Regions from separate parts of the Homo sapiens genome. Here region 2 is linked to region 1. A link is a contact called in ENCODE Hi-C data. All regions are on one chromosome and are shown on one strand. Each heading gives the region's core, a stretch centred on a gene start or an enhancer-like site at or near the end of the contact. The rest is flanking DNA. Distances are from core to core; before and after follow the strand shown.

The links. A loop is a pair of places that touch in the nucleus more often than their neighbours do. Pooled maps may share reads with other maps.
Region 2: a map of endothelial cell of umbilical vein shows a loop between it and region 1 (3-fold over the local background). The contact joins the enhancer-like site here to the promoter of NR3C1 in region 1. A Hi-C loop is called at or near these places in 7 of 168 maps with a recorded cell type or tissue (Caco-2, MCF 10A, Right ventricle myocardium inferior and 4 more), 2 of 37 single-sample maps with no recorded cell type and 17 of 50 pooled maps.

The regions. Positions count from the first base shown.
Region 1 is chr5:143,401,546-143,407,361 of GRCh38, reverse strand. NR3C1 (nuclear receptor subfamily 3 group C member 1) reads left to right here and starts at 3,676. Exons shown (of 9, transcript NM_000176.3): 1 at 3,676-4,151. It overlaps LOC128966704, which reads left to right. Exons shown (of 2, transcript XM_054328421.1): 1 at 1-2,028; 2 at 2,446-2,696. The coding sequence starts at 1,721. The coding sequence ends at 2,476. RefSeq lists enhancers at 1,471-1,520, 1,241-2,007, 2,481-2,620, 2,661-2,730, 2,008-2,775 and 1 more and silencers at 2,781-4,050, 4,291-4,370, 4,581-4,680.
Region 2 is chr5:142,710,183-142,715,806 of GRCh38, reverse strand. No RefSeq gene overlaps it. Among named protein-coding and RNA genes, the nearest start is that of FGF1, 27 kb to the right of the region's middle. RefSeq lists a silencer at 2,406-2,605. Within about 2 kb of position 2,311, at least 36 of the 41 ENCODE cell types and tissues checked have a DNase peak (open chromatin) inside an H3K27ac peak, as active enhancers do; they include endothelial cell of umbilical vein, heart left ventricle and mammary epithelial cell, where a contact is called at or near this core.

The DNA of each region.
Region 1 (5,816 bases), core at 2,427-4,926:
CACAAAACAATAAAAATGAGGATCTTGAGGGTTATCTGTACACTTTTTATTAACCCATTTGGCCACAACAATAACCCAGTAAAAGTGATTTTACATCTAGTTAACTAGTTGACTCAATGTTATTATAACCCTGTAATGTATTTGTTGGGTGCCTGCTATGTAGTGGGCTGTGTTCCAGGAGTGGGACATAAAGCTATGACAAGATAGATCAGGTCCTTGCCTTGACTGAGTCTGAATACATCACCTTCATTTCCACCTCTGCTTCTAAGACAATCAAATACCTTCCCACTCAGATAGGGATTCATCCTATTTCTTGTAGTAATTATAAGTTCCCAGGGTTACAGATTAGTAAATGCCATACCTAAAGACTTAGGATACTGTGCATAAAACACTTTCAATAGTGTCTGTCAGACAGCAGATGCGCAATAAATGTTGACTTTCGTTAGAATTGTGTTATTATTATAATGCTAAATCTCACGTCCTTTCTGGCACACTGGAGTTCATCTCTTCAATTAAATTCCGTAAGCACATATTGTAAGTAGTCTATCAGAATTGATATACTACTTCATGTTAATGATTGAGATCAGTGAGGAAAACCACTTTAATATTGTCTAATTCCTCTCTTAATGCATAGGAGCCATGTGAACTTAGACAAGCATCAACCTCTGTAAGCCTGTTGTCCTCATATTGAAAAATCGAATAACAATACCTATCTCATTTAATTGTTGTCAGCAAAAGTGGGCAGCAGAAGAGTGGGGATCAATAAATGTTAGCCACAAATCATAACTATTTGTATTACTCTGAAAAAGAGGGGTTAACTTATAGTTCATGCATGCTTCCAAATGAATGTGAAAGACTAAAGAATGAGAATTTTTTTGCTATCAAATTAAAAAATTAACAGGCACATTTAGATTGCTGAAGAGAGAAATTAGGATAAGTTTTTTTTTTTTTTTGCTCAATTAAAAACGTTTTCAATGGCATATTTAAAACTACGTATTCTTCCCCATTAAGATCTGCAGAGAAAAAAAAATGAAGGGAGAATAATTGGGAACTCTTGTGAAATCATAAATTATTTAAGCAGAGTACCTACCACTAAGGATTTGAGCATGTATGAGCGATGAGGTGGATTCTTAGAGCAGAGATTCAGCAGTGAGACAGGCTAATGGCATGGGGAGATGTGTTCTATTAGACAACTGTATTGTCCCCTTAATTATATACATATATATGTATATAATATATATGTGTATACATATGTATACATACATGTATATATAAATAGAATTCTTAATCATTTTAAGCAGTGTACAAGGATAATTATTAGCATGGGCTATTTAACTCACTTTTAAAACGTGTAAAACATTATTGTAGGGTTGGGTCTTGATTTGTTTCCCATGAAACTGTTGGTAGTTTAGGGGCCAAATTAACGAAAGACATCTCATTCTAGTGCTTGAGGCTCAGAAATTGGAAAAACGGGCAACTAGGTCAAGCAGTGTTCTCATAGCCTCACAGATGAGCATCCAAAGCAAGGGCCTCCTTCTAGTTGACTTGTGCCAAGGGACAGGAGAAGCGGAGTCTGCCTTCTGGGTCCAGAAGGGGGTTTTGTTAACATGGAGTTGCTCAGCGCCCTTCATAAAAATTCTTCTGGCTGAGGGTTCTACGTTGGCATACGGTTGGTTCCCTCTTCTTTTCCGAGGTGGCGAGTATCTCTTCCTTTGCCAAGATGGCGGCTCCAGAATCCTCTGGAGGCGGCCCCCGTAGATCGTCTCCGGACAAGAGGCTTGCTGAAAGCCTACTTCTTTCCTTTCACATCAGACAATGCACAGGGAACCGTTTACCCTTGAGAACCAAGGAAGGACGGCTTAGGCTACCCGCGATCGCGAACCTTTGCCAAGATGGTGGCCGCGGGGACGGGCTGGCGACACTGTACCCTACCAAGATGGCGGCGGGCGGCTTCCGGGACGCGCTTCCCCAATCGTCTTCAAGATGTCAGAGCAGGGGGAGCCGCCGTCAGTCTGAGCGCGGCGGGAGGTGAGAGAGTGGCTGTGGCCGAGCGCCCGAGCAGGATTAGGTGGAGCTGCGGCAGCCCCCGCCCGTGTCAGGAGCTGGCAAGCGATGTCACCTGTGGGGGCGCAAAAGTTACCTCCCCAAACCCTAAACCCACACAGCACAACCTTTCCCAGAGTCACAAAAATCATAATCTGTGCCGCACAAGGTAGGAGGCTCGGTCCCGGCATCGTCCAAGCCTTCCCGACGCGGCGAGCTGGGGAAGGGAGCTGGGGCGGGGGCTTCCCGCACGGGCACCCCTCGCCCCACGGCCCTCTCCTTTCTCAGGACGGACCACGAGTTCCCTTCCCCTTGGACTGAGGGGGAAGCTCCTAACAGGAACATCTGTAGGGAGTTGAACGCTGGCATTTTAAAGCTGCCTGTATTTTGTTTTATTTGTAGGGGCAGGGGTCCTATGAACGTGATAGGGTGAGCAACGCACAGAGTCGAGGGCAGCAAATGTCAAGATTCGGGGGTGGGGCCTGCACCGGGAACTTGGACGCGGGCCCTGGCCGGGGTGGAAGAAGAGGTCAGGAGTTTCGGAAGGGGGGCTATATTTCGCCAGCAACTTACTATTTCGCCTGCAACTTGCTTTTAAGCCTGCCGCCCCCTGCTTTCCTTAATCATAATAATAAAAAAAAAGTGCAAAGAAATCCAGCTCGCTGGAGGTTTTGCATTTGGCGTGCAACTTCCTTCGAGTGTGAGCACATTGGGCGGGAGGGGTGGGGGTTGAACTTGGCAGGCGGCGCCTCCTTCTGCCGCCGCCGCCGCCTCGCAGACTCGGGGAAGAGGGTGGGGGACGGTCGGGGCGCGGGGGAGGGTGGGTTCTGCTTTGCAACTTCTCTCCCAGTGCGAGAGCGCGGCGGCGGCAGCTGAAGACCCGGCCGCCCAGATGATGCGGTGGTGGGGGACCTGCCGGCACGCGACTCCCCCCGGGCCCAAAGTACGTATGCGCCGACCCCCGCTATCCCGTCCCTTCCCTGAAGCCTCCCCAGAGGGCGTGTCAGGCCGCCCGGCCCCGAGCGCGGCCGAGACGCTGCGGCACCGTTTCCGTGCAACCCCGTAGCCCCTTTCGAAGTGACACACTTCACGCAACTCGGCCCGGCGGCGGCGGCGCGGGCCACTCACGCAGCTCAGCCGCGGGAGGCGCCCCGGCTCTTGTGGCCCGCCCGCTGTCACCCGCAGGGGCACTGGCGGCGCTTGCCGCCAAGGGGCAGAGCGAGCTCCCGAGTGGGTCTGGAGCCGCGGAGCTGGGCGGGGGCGGGAAGGAGGTAGCGAGAAAAGAAACTGGAGAAACTCGGTGGCCCTCTTAACGCCGCCCCAGAGAGACCAGGTCGGCCCCCGCCGCTGCCGCCGCCACCCTTTTTCCTGGGGAGTTGGGGGCGGGGGGCGAAGCGCGGCGCACCGGGCGGGGCGGCCACGCCAGGGGACGCGGGCGTGCAGGCGCCGTCGGGGCCGGGGTGGCGGGGCCCGCGCGGAGGGCGTGGGGGCAGGGACCGCGGGCGCCCCTGCAGTTGCCAAGCGTCACCAACAGGTTGCATCGTTCCCCGCGGCCGCCGCGCGGCCCCTCGGGCGGGGAGCGGCCGGGGGTGGAGTGGGAGCGCGTGTGTGCGAGTGTGTGCGCGCCGTGGCGCCGCCTCCACCCGCTCCCCGCTCGGTCCCGCTCGCTCGCCCAGGCCGGGCTGCCCTTTCGCGTGTCCGCGCTCTCTTCCCTCCGCCGCCGCCTCCTCCATTTTGCGAGCTCGTGTCTGTGACGGGAGCCCGAGTCACCGCCTGCCCGTCGGGGACGGATTCTGTGGGTGGAAGGAGACGCCGCAGCCGGAGCGGCCGAAGCAGCTGGGACCGGGACGGGGCACGCGCGCCCGGAACCTCGACCCGCGGAGCCCGGCGCGGGGCGGAGGGCTGGCTTGTCAGCTGGGCAATGGGAGACTTTCTTAAATAGGGGCTCTCCCCCCACCCATGGAGAAAGGGGCGGCTGTTTACTTCCTTTTTTTAGAAAAAAAAAATATATTTCCCTCCTGCTCCTTCTGCGTTCACAAGCTAAGTTGTTTATCTCGGCTGCGGCGGGAACTGCGGACGGTGGCGGGCGAGCGGCTCCTCTGCCAGAGGTAAGAAGCGAGGCGGGAGGGGGCCGGGGCGCGCTCGCTCCCCCGAGGTGCCGCTGGGACCGGAGACAACTCGGGGGCCGCCGCGGGAGCCTACAAACTTTTATTAGCCTCGGGGAGTGGGGGTGGGGGGCTGGCAAGGGCCGGGCGACGGTGACGAAAGGGCAGCGCGCGGGTGACAGCGCTGGCCTCTTCCTCTCCCTCCGCAGGCGTCCCCTGGCCGGGCCGAGGGGGAGGAACCTGACCTCGGACGGCGAGCGGAGCCCTGTCGAACTGCCGGGGGCTTCGAGCCTCTCATTCCTCGCGGGAATCCTGGCCTCTTTTCTCCCCCTAGTGTCCCCTTTCCCTCCAAGGGGGTCGCCCGACACCCGTTTTCGTGGTGAACGCTAAGCCGCGTCTGAATTTTACTCGCCCGAATATTTGCACGCCACCCCGGCGCGCCCGAGCGCGAGCCCGGGCTCCGGGGAGGCCCCGGCGGCGCCTGGCTTGAGGAGGGCGTGCGGGGCGCGTGAGGGTGCACACGCGGGGGGCTGACAGCCCGCAACTTGGAGACTGCGGCCGGGGCCGGCGTTATCTGTTAGAAGTGGGCGTGTCGGAGAGAGAACTCAACAGGTCTGGACGTACTTCTCTTTTAACCTCGCACTTTTTTCTCTTCTCCACCCCCGCCCCGCAAGGGCTTGCTCTTTAGCGTTTGTTGTTAATTCGCGCCTGAGGTTTCTAAGTGGCCCCTTTTAGAAAAAGACCCCCTGTAACCGTAATGGTTTTGTGCTGCGATTTTTACAAGTGCTAGTTTGACGTTTGGGGTTGCAGACTTGATAATTGCAACCTTGTAATACCACTTAAGACCCTCTGGCATGGTTCATTAGGGCCAATTAATGTGGCTGGGTTATTTGCAACTTAAACTGGGGGATAATGTCGCTTGAGGGAGCGTTTTCGTTTTAGGAAATATTGTTTTGGTTTCGGGTTTGAAGGCAGCTGTCAAAAAAGCGGCATGGAAATTCATTGGGCTCCATTCGATACCTCGTGTTTAGAGATCGTTATCGCCTCAGATAAACGGGGCAGAGAGGTGGGGAGATAAGCAGTTTACCCTCAAGATTTGTAGTGGCAAGTCCACACCCCTCTCTCTACCTTCATATTCACTTTTCAGTGAGGGCCAGTGACATTTATGCTGCCTAACGTCATCGCATAGGAAAAGTTACCTTTTATTGGACGGGATTTGACTATAGTGTCCCAAATGCGCTTCTCCGTCTTAGCCCATCTCTTAAAACACCCTGATTAACGATATACTAACAGTCTTACTCTCTTGAGAATAGGCTGAGAATTGGGATAGGTGAAGGTTTGGATAGGTGAAGGCAGAGAAAATTATTTTGAACATTTTACTGGATACAGTTGTACCTGAATTTATATGAATGTGATTTTACGGTTCTGTGTTTTTCCATTTTTCAGTACTTCGATATTTGTTTGGAAAGGAAAGAACTTAGAGATGTAATAGCATTTCATATTGAGGATCTCAAGCAATGTAAACAAATGTAGCTTAATCTAGATGTTTTTGTGAGTTATGATAAGGGTCAGCTATATTTAAGTTATGTAAGCTAACAACGTAGTGAGAAACTACTACACCTTCTCTTCTGCTCTTTAAAATCTAAATTTTAGTTGGCCTATATAAAG
Region 2 (5,624 bases), core at 1,062-3,561, 690 kb after region 1:
ATGTGATGTTTCTCCCTGTCGTTCCTCATGTTATCCTTAGCAAATGTTTCTGATCACTTAGGGAACCAATTATTCTCTAGAAAATTTGCAGTAAACCCTTTAGTCTTACCACATTTGTTCACTCAAATTTTACAGGTATGAAAATCAAGATAGACTTAATTACTAAGGTCAACCTTTAAGTATTATGCCAATAAAAAGTAGTCACGAGTTAACCCTTATGAAATGCTTCCTGTGAGCCATGCCCTGTGCTCAGCTCTTGACATGCATTATTTATTTATCCTAATAGGCCTATGAGGTAGGTGCTGGGGCGATCGTCATGTTAGAGGCAGGGTAAGAAGGTGCAGAGAACTTAAGTAACTTGCCCAAAGTCACCCAGCTAGCAACTGGCAGAGCTGGGGGTCATATCAAGCTGTGGATGATGATACAGTTGGTCCCCTAACCTCTATACTCCATTGCCAGGAAAGATGATTTACAAAAGTTCTTGTTAGGCCTTCTTTTGATGAGGAAGTATATATATGTGTGTGTGTGTGTATATATATATGTATATATTTATGTGTATATATATATATACACACACACACATATATATGTGTATATATGTATACACATATATGTATACACATATATGTATACATATATATGTGTGTGTGTGTATATATATACACATATATATACACATATATATATATATCTTCTGGTATTCTAGGAACTGTCTCTGAAGCAAGGTGCCAGGACTTCTCAGGATGCAGGGCTTTTGACTTGAACAGGGGGCTGACTTCCCATCAGAAGCTTGAACCAAGATGTCACATCAGAAACCCTCAGAATCCAGTGCCAGGAGAGCACCGGGTTCAAGAGTGAATGGGAGTGGGGATATGGAAGTGGCAAGTGAAAATGATTCCTTCAAGAAGACAGGCTACAGGCCACAGCAGGAGAGAGACAGGAAGGATGGGAACTGAAGGGAGGCAGGGCTTAAGGGAGGGTTGTGCTTTCTCTGTGTTAATTTGTTTTGTTAACTTCTTGAGCATATTGCAATGCTGATGGGGGAAAAACTAAGAGCTGAAGGCACAGGAAAGCATAGAGGGGCGGATAGAAGCTGAATCAGCAAGGACCCCCAAAGAATCCGCTCATGAAGATATTTGAAGCTCATGTCAGGAGAAATGTTCGCCGGGTCTGACACCAAAGCCTGCTCGTGTCTGCATCACTCTCTGGCTTCCCACTGTCACTGCCTAACAATCTACGGCTATCAAAGATTCCGAGAGCCAAGTGGCTTGGAAGTTGTTTGAGTCAGAAACATTTTCCCTCCACTGGGCACAACTTCTTATCCTTTTCAGTGAGGAAATACAAAATGCATGATATCAGAACATATATCCTAGGGCAGCCCCCTATGTAGGTGATATGGTTTGGTGCAAGGGACATTAAATCTGTTTCTTCCTAAAATAGTTCCCATCAGCTTTCTTCGGACCTTGAACTATTCCATTGGGATTACCTTCCTAAAGAGTCCTGTTAAAATACCAACAGGTCAAAACAATCTCGAAAAGGACACCCATGCTCATTGCAACATTATTCACAATGGCCAAAAAGGTGAAAGCAATCCTGGTGGCCATTGACAGATGAATGGACAAATAAAATGTGGTATATACATACAGTGGAATATTATTCACCCCTAAAAGGAAGGCAATTCTGACACACACTACAACATGGGTAAACCTTGAGGACACTATGCTAAGTGAACCAAGCCAGCCACAGAAGGACAAATACAATATGATCCCATTTATAAGAGGTACATAGAGTAGTCAAATTCAGAGGCAGAAAGCAGAATGGTGGCTTCCAGGTCTGGGGGAAGAGGAATGGGGAGTTTTTGTCTAATGAGTGTGGAGTTTAAGCCTGGGAGGATGAAAAGAGCCCCGGAAATGGATGGTGGGGATGGTTGCACAAGAATGTGAATGCACTTAACACCACTAAACTAACTGTACATTTAAAATGGAAAATTTTATGTTATGTGTATTTTTCTGCAATTAAACAAAACACCGGGTGATTTAAAGGGGCTGCCTGATCAATAGCCAAACTATTATTAGTTTGACTCAGCTTTGATTTCCTGTTAAGGCCACTTTGCCCAGAGCAGGACTTTAAGGAGCCAGAGCAGCGAGGAGCCGGAGATGGAGAGGTGACAGGCGTGAGGACAGTAATTCACTGGGCGCTGGAATGCGTTTTGACAAAGGCCAGGTGTCGGTTCCCGTCCTGACCTGCAGGGGGCACTCTGGTGGGTCCTGGGAAACAGGAGGAGAACGGGAAGCCTAGAAAGCCCTGGGAGCTCCTTGAGCGACAGGGAAGCCTCTGTCTACCACTTTTACTGAGGCCGCCGGCAGTCAGGATACTACACAGTGGTTATTCTTAGGCCCCTAGAGTCAGCAAAGCCTCTTGTTTGGAAAACCTCCTGGGTCTCCCCTCGCAGGCTGTGTAAGGGGCGCCCCGCTCGCCCCGCGTCTCCGTGTCCGGGGTGGGTGTGAGGACGGCAGGGCCGCGCCCCCTGCTGGCCGCTCGCTCAGCTGCGCTGTCGCCTCCTCTGCCATCAGCCCGTGGGAAAGAAAGCCATTTTGGTCACAGGAAGCAACGTTTTCAACTTCTCTCATTAATGAGAAAGACAGAATTGTGATACTCTAATGGGAATACTCGAGGAAGGAATAAATTAAATTTCCATGCAGCTCCGGCTCGAGTCCCAAGCTGAACAGATGCTGTTTTTATCAAATACTTTCTATTCTGTGACGTGCTCTGCCAACTTTCTATTATTAGACAAATCAGGAAAAGTCTGATTTCTCTCCCTTCTGGCTTCTCCTTCCCGCTTTTGTGGGAGGGTGGTGGTTTGGGTGGAGACTCTGTCCTGTCCATAGAAGGTAAATGACAAGGAAATGGCAGCCACCTGAAAACTTGCCTTGATGCCAGCATGTCCCAGAAATGTCCTTTAAAATGACATCTCATCCAGGCGTCACCCCATCCCAGATGGCATAGCTGATGGGACAGGAAAAAATACATATTTTAGAGTATTTACAGCATCATTTTCCCCTGCCCCCACTTCCTTCCTGTGAAGGAGGAATTAGTCTTCACTAGCCAAGTTCTGGAGTATTTCTTTTTCTTTTTTCTTTTTTTTTCTTTTAATTGAGATAGTGTCTTGTTGTGTTGCCTAGGCTGGAGTGCAGTGGCACCAACATCACTAACTACAGCCTTGAACTCTTGGGCTCAAGCGATCCTCCTGCCTCAGCCTTCCAAAGTTCTGGGATTACAGGCGTGAGCCATTGCACCTGGCCCTGGAGTATTTCTTGTGCATAATAAGGGAAAATTTGGGAAAGGATTCTGAATTGTGCAGTACCATGGGTAGGATGGGTTGATGGGTCTACCTAAGAGAAGGCAGGGAGTTACATACTAACGAAAGCAGAATGGATCAGAAGGCGAGAGAAAGAATAAGAGAAACAAGCCAGGGATGAGCTGGGTTTGGGAGAATTCAAGAGATAAATTAAGGAGGACTGAAGTAGCTGCTGGGCTGTTGATATGGTTTGGCTGTGTCCCCACCCAAATCTCATCTTGAATTGTAGTTCCTATAATCCCCACGTGTTGTGGGAGGGACCCAGTGGTAGGCAATTGAATCATGGGGGCGGTTACTCTTTTCTATGAGGGAGATGCACAAAGGGAAAAGAAAAGACACACATGCAATACCTTCAAGGGTAAACAACCTTTATCCCATGTAAATGGCAATGCAGATATAATAAGCAAATGATACAAGCAAATTGCAATGGGAAGGGGAAAAGGGAGAAGATATATATATATAGCCTGGACTACTGGGAGGCTAGAAGTTAATGGCAAGGGCATGCCAACTTTCACCCCACTTCTCCCATCAATATAGACTATATATATATACACACACACTCACCAGACGATGGAGGATTCATCACCAGACCAGAAGCAACAGCCTGGGCTCCAGAGTCGGCCACTACACTTACCAGACTATAGAGGATTCATCACCAGACAGGGAAGCAACAGCCTGGGCTCCAGAGTTGACCGCTCATCCATGCACAGATGAGGAGAGGTCTCATGAAGCTTTGGCGTGGTATGGGACCCTAGTTCTTTTTGTAACGACTTATTTGGCATGAGGCCCAGTCACGAGGGCCCTTCATGACTGGACTCAAGGAACACAAAAAGGTCAACTTGTTTTTATGATTGTTTGTTGTTTTTCAATAACTAACATACAGGAACAGATTTCTCCAAAACCGTCTGGATGAACGCCTCAAGGGGCTCATGCAACCTGTTCTGGGACTTGGTGACCATTGTTTGTGTCCACATTCAATTGAGTTCAAATTTAAGATTTAACTTTTCCTCCACATATCCCCATGCTCTTCTTGAGTTCTCATGAGACCTGATGGGTTTATGAAAGGCTTTTCCCCTTTGCTTGGCACTTCTCCTTCCTGCCGCTATGTGAAGAAGGATGTGGTTGCTTCCCCTTCCGCCTGAGGCCTTCCCACCCCTGTGGAACTGTGAGTCAATTAAAACCTCTTTCTTTTATAAATTACCCAGTCTCAGGCAGTCCTTCATAGCAGTGTGAGAACGGACTAACACAGATGTCATGAGGAGGACTTGAGAAAGAGACAAGAGAAGAGGATTCTTCAGAAATGTTGGTGTTATGAATGGAACCCAAACCCCACCCTTTGGCATCTTTAAGAGATTTCAGTAAAGACATAAATTGATTTAAAAACTGTGTTTTGGTCAAGCATAGCGGCTCACTTCTATAATCCTAGTACTTTCAGAGGCCAAGGTGGAAAGATTGCTTGAGGCCAGGAGTTTAAGACCAGCCTGGGCAACATAGCAAGACTCTGTCTCTCAAAAACAAATTAAAATTAGCCTTATGTGGTGGCATACACCTGTAGTCCCAGCTACTCAGGAGGCTGAGGTGAGAGGATCACTTGAGCACAGCAGTTCGTGGCCTCAGTGAACTATGATTGTGCCACTGCACTCCATCCTGAGTAATGCAGCAAGACACCCAACTCATAAATAAATAAATAAGATAAAAACTCTGTTTTGTATGATGGTCTGGTGTTTATTCAAGGCAGCCTGGACTACTGGGAGGCTAGAAGTTAATGGCAAGGGAATGCCAAGTTTCACCCCACTTCTCTCATCAATATAGACTATAGTCCAGATATTTTAAATTAGTATCCTATAGGGTAGCTGGGTGTGGACCCCAGATGCATTTTATTTGGCTAGTTGAGATTTAAGTTTTTTTTGAACCAACAATTGAAAATTGGGATTTCACATTTTAAAAGCCTGCATTTCCTTTCCTACTTCTTTTGAAAAAAATGGAAAAATTTGGCAATATGAGGCCCTTATTACCACAAGGCAAAAATAGGCTCATGCTTTCTAGTTAACCTCAGTGCCCACCCCTCACATAAGGCATATGTATGCATGTATACCTGGCCCACTGCCTGCATTTGCAGGTGGACCTTGGAGATATTGTGGGTTTGGTTCCAGACTGCCGCAGTAAGGCAAGTATTGCAACAAAGTGAATCATACAAATTTTTGGTTCCCAGTGCCTATAAAAGTTATGTTGACAGTATGCTGTAGTCTAGTAAGTGTGCAAGAGC